Linked DNA regions of Homo sapiens: region 1 is linked to region 2. A link is a contact called in ENCODE Hi-C or POLR2A ChIA-PET data. All regions are on one chromosome and are shown on one strand. Each heading gives the region's core, a stretch centred on a gene start or an enhancer-like site at or near the end of the contact. The rest is flanking DNA. Distances are from core to core; before and after follow the strand shown. Region 1 has its middle 19 kb from the start of SCNN1B. Region 2 has its middle 54 kb from the start of SCNN1B.

Region 1 (3,053 bases), core at 59-2,558, 35 kb before region 2:
TTTCTTTTTGATACTAAAAAATGGTCCAAATTGAGCAAGTGGGAGCCCTGCCAGGCTACCTCTGTGTCCTTCTGATGGGACCATGAACTCGCATAGTCTTTGATAAGCTTCTTTGCTTTCCAGCCCAACAAGATGCCCCAGGCTCATTTGGATTTGATTTGTTTGCCAACATTTAAAAAGTAGCAGATCGAACTTGAAAATCAGGATTTTCTATTTCTCCTGAGAAGTCAGCAGATCTGGCAACACTGAACTTGCATTCCTTGGCAGAAATTGGCTGAAAGTTACTTAGTAGGGCTGCCCCATTTAGACATGGGGTGTGCTCTCCAGTTTGACATGGTCCTCACCTCTCCCTAGAACTGGTTCACTCCATGCTTTTGTATGCTCTGTCTGACTGCTGTAGGCATCTGAGGTTGCTCCCTCTGGGTTAAGAGCACAGACTTTAGTGTTTGTCTGCCCTTCCCTCTGCCTCCTAGCTTTCTTTCTATTTATGGAGTGCCTTCGTTGTGCCAAACACTATGTGAGGTGCTGGAGTTCTAACAAGACCAACATGTGGGTTGTTGACCTGTTTGATCTTAGATCCATGCTCTGCCATTTTATTTTATTTATTTTCTTAATTTATTTTTATTTATTTATTTTTTTGAGATGGAGTCTTGCTCTGTTGCCCAGGCTGGAGTGCAGTGGCACTGTCTCCGCTCACTGCAATCTCCTCCTCCTGGGTTCAAGCAATTCTTCTACCTCAGCCTCCCGAGTAGCTGGGATTATAGGCACGTGCCACCATACCTGGCTAATTTTTGTACTTTTAGTAGGCACAGGTTTTCGCCATGTTGGCCAGGCTGGTCTTGAACTCCTGACCTCAGGTGATCCGCCCACCTCAGCCATCCCAAATGTTGGGATTACAGGTGCGAGCCACTGCACTCGGCCATCCCTAACATTTCTAATGCAAGGTACATTTCCCAAGCTCTACTGCCAACTGGTCAATTGACTTCTATCTAAATTGGGCCAAAAAGAGGCACTGGCAGGAGATTGGATGGTGGGACAAGGGGAGGAGCCAGGGCGGTCCTTCGTTCCCCAAATTCAGAGAACATTTCCCAACAGAGGCTGCACCTCCTCCATGGTTTAGCTTCTCACTGGGAAGCTCCTGCTGTGGTTCTAGCTCCTTCTAGGTGGACCAAGTTCTGAGCATGACCCAGCTCTGGGCATCGGTAACACCACATCCTCCCTGTGTCCCTCCAGCCCTACCTGTGAGAGTAGTTTCCTGATGTTGCTGAGTCCAGGATTGCTTCACCATCTCCGGCTTGGCTTCTCAGCTGTTGAATCATTTGTGTAATTAATTTCTTGTATCAAATTTCCTCTATTTGAATTGCCTACAATGGTTTTGTTTTTCAGGGACAATGCAGACAATCCCTGATTTACAATGGTTCAATTTAGGATTTTCTGACTTTACCATGGTGCAAATGCCATATATATTCAGTAGAAATTGTACCTGGAGTACCTATACAACCATTCTGTTTTTCACTTTCAGTGCAATATTCAATACATTACACAAGACATTCAACACCTTCTTATAAATTAGGCTTGGTGTTAGATGATTTTGCCCAATTGTAGGCTAAAGTAAGTGTCCTTCTTATTTTTGGAGATGGAGTCTTGCTCTGTTGCCTAGGCTGGAGTGCAGTGTCGTGATCTTGGGTCACTGCAACATCTGCCTCTCGAGTTCAAGAGATCCTCATATCTCAGCCTCCCGAGTAGCTGGGACTACAGGCATGTGCCACCGCACCTGGCTAATTTTTGTCTTTTTGGTAGAGATGGGGTTTCACCATGTTGGCCAGGCTGGTCTTCAACTCCTGACCTCAAGTGATCCACCTGCCTCAGCCTCCCAACGTCCTGGGATTACAGGCGTGAGCCACTGTGCCCAGCTTAACGTAAGTGTTCTGAGCTTAAGGGGAGCTAGACTAAGCTATGATGTTTGGTAGGTCAGGTATATCAAATGCATTTCAACTTGATGCAGGATAGGCAAGCCCCCAAGTTGGGGCTTAGCCTAGGAGGGTTCTTGGCTTTGTCCAGGAGAGAATTCAAGGTCAAGCTGGTAGTGTTAAACAGCAACTTATATTGAAGCCACAGCACACAGCAGCAGCAGAAGGACTGTTTCTTGCAGAGCAGGGCTACCTCATAGGCAGTGTGCCCAGAAAAGCAGCTCAGAGGCAGGGCTGTACTTGTATTTACACCTACTTTTAATTACATACAAATCAAGAGGCAGTTTATGCAGATGTTTCTAGAAAAAGTGGTGGTAACTTCTGGGTTGTCAGGTTGTTGCCATGGAAGGGGGCAGGCGTTGCCATGGCAATAGTAAACTGACATGGCACACTAGTGGGTGTGTCTTATGGAAAGTTGCTTCTGCTCTGGCCCTGTTTTAGCTAGTTCTCAATTTGGTCCAGTGTCCAAGCCCCACATCTGGAATGGAGTCATGCCTCCTACCTCAATTAAGATATTTTCAACTCATGATGGGTTTATCAGGATGTAACCCCATCATAAACCAAGGAGGAGTATTCATAGATTCCTTTCTTTATCTGTACTTATTTGCTTTGTGAATCTTGGCAAGTTACCTAATCTCTCTTAGCCTCAGCCTTTGTATCAGGAAAATGGGATAATAATAGTGCCTATCTCATGTTATTGTTGTAAAGATTAAATTAGAAGACACATAGTAGATGCTTAGCTCAGTTCTTGGCACCTAATAAATGTTTGAAAACCCTATCTGTTCTTCCCCCTCATTTTGGGGGGTACTAATTCCATCACTGTTTTTATTTATTGAAATTAAATTTTCTATTTTTATGGATTTATGGGTACAAGTGCAGTCGTGGTACGTGGATATAGTGTGTAGTGGTGAAATCTGGGTTTTTAATGTACCCATCACCCAAATAGTGTATATTGTACCTAATAGGCAGTGTTCCATCCTTCATCCCTTTCCCACCCTCCCACCTTTTGGAGTCTCCATGCCAGGCTAATTTTTGTATTTTTTCTGTAGAGACGGAGTTTCCCCATGTTGCCCAGGCTGGTCT
Region 2 (3,328 bases), core at 654-3,153:
TCACAAAAGAGAGTATCCAAATGATCTTTGCACATTTGAAAATGTACTCACCATCATTAGTCTTCAGGGAAATCCATTAAAAAACACACAAATTACCATCATACATCTACCAGTATGGCTAAAATGAAAGATGGAAATGACCAAGTGTTGATGAGGCTGTGAAGCAACTGGAACTCTCAGACTCTGCTGGTAGGAGTTAAAAGGGGTGTAGTCCCTTTAGATAACTGGTAGCATCTACTAAAGCTGAACTTATGCATACTCTATGACGTAGCAATTCCACTTCCAGCAGAAATAGCCAGCAACAGGAAAAAAAACATATAAATATACATGTGTGTTTATTGATGTATTCAACAAAAGACATGTGCTGGAATCTTCACAGCAGCACTATTTGTAATAACCCAAACTGAAAGCTATTATATTACAGGAGAATGGGTAAATAAACTGTGATATATTCATACATGGGAATACTATATACTAATGAGAATGAACACCCTACAAGCACATGCAACAACATGTATAAATCTTAAACTTACTGTTGAGCTAAAGAAGCTGTATACATATTCTGCATGCTTCCGTGTATATAAAATACAGCAACAGGAGAAACCAATCAATCTGCTAAAAGTCGGGATAGTGGTGATCCTTCATGAGGGTCAGGCAGGGAAACAAGGGGGGTGTCAGTGACCAGAAGGGGGATGTGAGGCTGACTTCTTGGGGGTTGCTGGTGATATTCTCTTTCTTGATCTGGGAGTTGGTTAAACAGTTATGTTCAGTCTGTCACAATTCATTATGCTGTACATTTAATTTTTTACCAAAAAAATTTTTTGAGACAGGATCTTACTTTGTCACCCAGCCTGGAGCACAGTGGTGTGGTCATGGATCACTACAGCCTTCACCTTCCCCGGGATCAGGTGAACCTCCCGCCTCAGCCTCCTGAGTAGCTGGGACTACAGATGCACACCACAGTGCCCACCTAATTTTTGTATTTTTTGTAGAGACAAAGTTCCACCATGTTGCCCAGGCTGGTCCTGAACTGCTAGACTCAAGCAGTCTGCCTGCCTTGGCCTCCCAAAATGCTAGGATTACAGGTATGAGCCACCATGCCTGGCCTAAGCTGTACATTTATAATAAGCACTCTTTGGCATGTGTGTTACACTTGAATAAAGAAAAATAAGATTTTTTAATTTAAATTTTTATATATATATATTTTTTGATAGAGATGGGGGTGGTCTTGCTATGTTGCCTAGGCTGGTCCTGGGCTCCTGGTCACAAACAATTCTCCCGCATTGACCTCCCAAAGAGCTGTATTACAGGCAAGCACCCTGGTGCCTGGCCAAAAAATAAGATTTTTTTTAAAAAGTGGCTCCCACGCCAAGTGTGGGATTACGAAAGAGGTCCTCTTCATTACCTTTTCCCCTAACTATGAAAGGCTATGCCCGTTGCACCTGTACTCTTCAGGTACATGGTTCTGATGTAGGGATACAGCAAGACCTCCTGCCCCTGCCCTGACTCACCAAACTGTTCCTAGTTCAACTGGAAGAGCAGAAGTACATGACAGTTTCTCAATAACCATTAAGTATCACAGGGATCCCACAGTCAAATGCCTACAGGTGCCAGGCAGATTACATGAGTGGGTGAGATGGCCACGCACCCCAGTAAGAAGTGGTGAGACAGTGGTCAGTTGCTTTTGAAGAGGGCAGTCGGTGTGTGGTTCCAGCTGATTAATACCCTGCTAGAATTCAGGCCAGTGAAGTCAGAGTTTCTGAATTTTTAGAAAAGAAGCCGGAAATCCAAATTGCTGTATGAAGGCTTTCAGTTTTCAAATTTTGGCAATTCACTGGAGTGAAATGAGCCAATCAAAACATGCCCTAGGGCCAGATTTGGCCAACAGGCCTCCCGTTTGCAACCTCTGGTTTAAGGGTTGAATGAGCCATTCTAGAAGCACTGTCTGCCTGAGCTGCAAGAAAAAAACAATAGCTACTCTGTGTTGGGCACTTACTGAGCCCTTTACCTAATGTATTTCCTCGGTTCTAAGATGCCATCCATACCATTTATATAACAACAGCTTTCTAGGAAAAGAAGATAAAAAATAAAAGGAAAAGAAAATAAACTACCATATTCAATGTACTCATCTATTAAAAGACGCTGACTTGAGAAACATTAACATGTAAAACAAACAAAAACAAATGTATGCCTTAGAAATAAAGTAAATATGGGACACTTTCTCATTTAGTTCTTACAAAAATGTTATGTGGTAAATGTGGTTGTTAGACCCATTTTAAAGTGTGAGGGTTGATGAGGTTAACTAACTGTCCCAAGGGTACGTGTCCAGCAAGCAGCTGAGCTAGGACTTAAACATGGATCTGCTGCACACCCAACTTCGCACTCTTTTTTTTTTTTCTGAGGTGTCGCTCTATTGCCCAGGCTGTACTCCAGTACAGTGGTGTGATCTCGGCTCACTGCAACCTCCACCTCCCGGGTTCAAGCAATTCTCCCTGCCTCAGCCTCCTGAGTAGCTGGGATTACAGATGTGTACCACCAAGCCCAGCTAATTTTTGTGTTTTTAGTAGAGACAGGGTTTCACCATGTTGGCCAGGCAGGTCTCAAACTCCTGACCTCAAGTGATCTGCCCACCTCAGCCTCCCGAGTGCTGGGATTACAGGTGTAAGCCACTGTGCCCGGCCCCAACTTCACACTCTTAATCATTGCAATCCATTGCTCCCTAAAATGTGGAGTGAACACTGTGGGAAGCAAAGCTTGTAGGTTTTGGTGAGTATTATTGCAGGCTAAGCATCTGTAACAAATGGACCCAGACATGTAGTGGTACAAATGAAATAAAAATGCATTTCTTGCTCATTTAATAATCTTTGATGACTATTCAGGGGTAGAGGCAGTTCTCTTCTATGCAGTCCTTCAGGGTGCTAGGTGACTCTGCCATCTTCAACGTGGCTTTCAATGTGTCACTAGCTCAGTGAGCTGGAAGAGGAAAGGGCATGGAGAGCTGTGTTAGTCTGTCTTTGTTGCAATAAAGGAATTCCTGTAGCTGGGTAACTTAGAAAGCCAAGAGGTTTATTTGGCTCACAGTTCTTTAGGTTCTGCAAGAAGCATGGCACTGGTATGTGCTTCTAATGAGGGCCTCAGGAACTTTCCAATCATGGTGGAAGGCCAAGGGGGAGCAGGCATGTCACATGGTAAAGACGGAGCAAGAGAGTGAGGGAGGAGGTACCAGGTGCTTTTAAATAACCAGATCTCAAGTGAATTCATAGAGCAAGAACTCACTCATTACCATGAGGACAGCACCAAGCCATTCATGAGGGATGCGTTCCCATTA

What was found. Hi-C counts contacts between places; a loop is a spot of excess contacts on that map. ChIA-PET counts read pairs that join two places held with the same protein, here RNA polymerase II (POLR2A). Pooled maps may share reads with other maps.
Region 1: a map of mammary epithelial cell shows a loop between it and region 2 (1.9-fold over the local background). The contact joins two enhancer-like sites. A Hi-C loop is called at or near these places in 2 of 168 maps with a recorded cell type or tissue (mammary epithelial cell and thyroid gland) and 1 of 50 pooled maps. POLR2A ChIA-PET finds 5 or more read pairs at or near these places in 4 of 52 experiments (A549, MCF 10A, PC-9 and 1 more).

What each region holds. Positions count from the first base shown.
Region 1 is chr16:23,281,991-23,285,043 of GRCh38, reverse strand. It overlaps a transcript of SCNN1B not described here. Among named protein-coding and RNA genes, the nearest start is that of SCNN1B, 19 kb to the left of the region's middle. Within about 2 kb of position 1,308, at least 4 of the 41 ENCODE cell types and tissues checked have a DNase peak (open chromatin) inside an H3K27ac peak, as active enhancers do; they include PC-9, where a contact is called at or near this core.
Region 2 is chr16:23,247,011-23,250,338 of GRCh38, reverse strand. No RefSeq gene overlaps it. Among named protein-coding and RNA genes, the nearest start is that of SCNN1B, 54 kb to the left of the region's middle. Within about 2 kb of position 1,903, at least 4 of the 41 ENCODE cell types and tissues checked have a DNase peak (open chromatin) inside an H3K27ac peak, as active enhancers do; they include PC-9, where a contact is called at or near this core.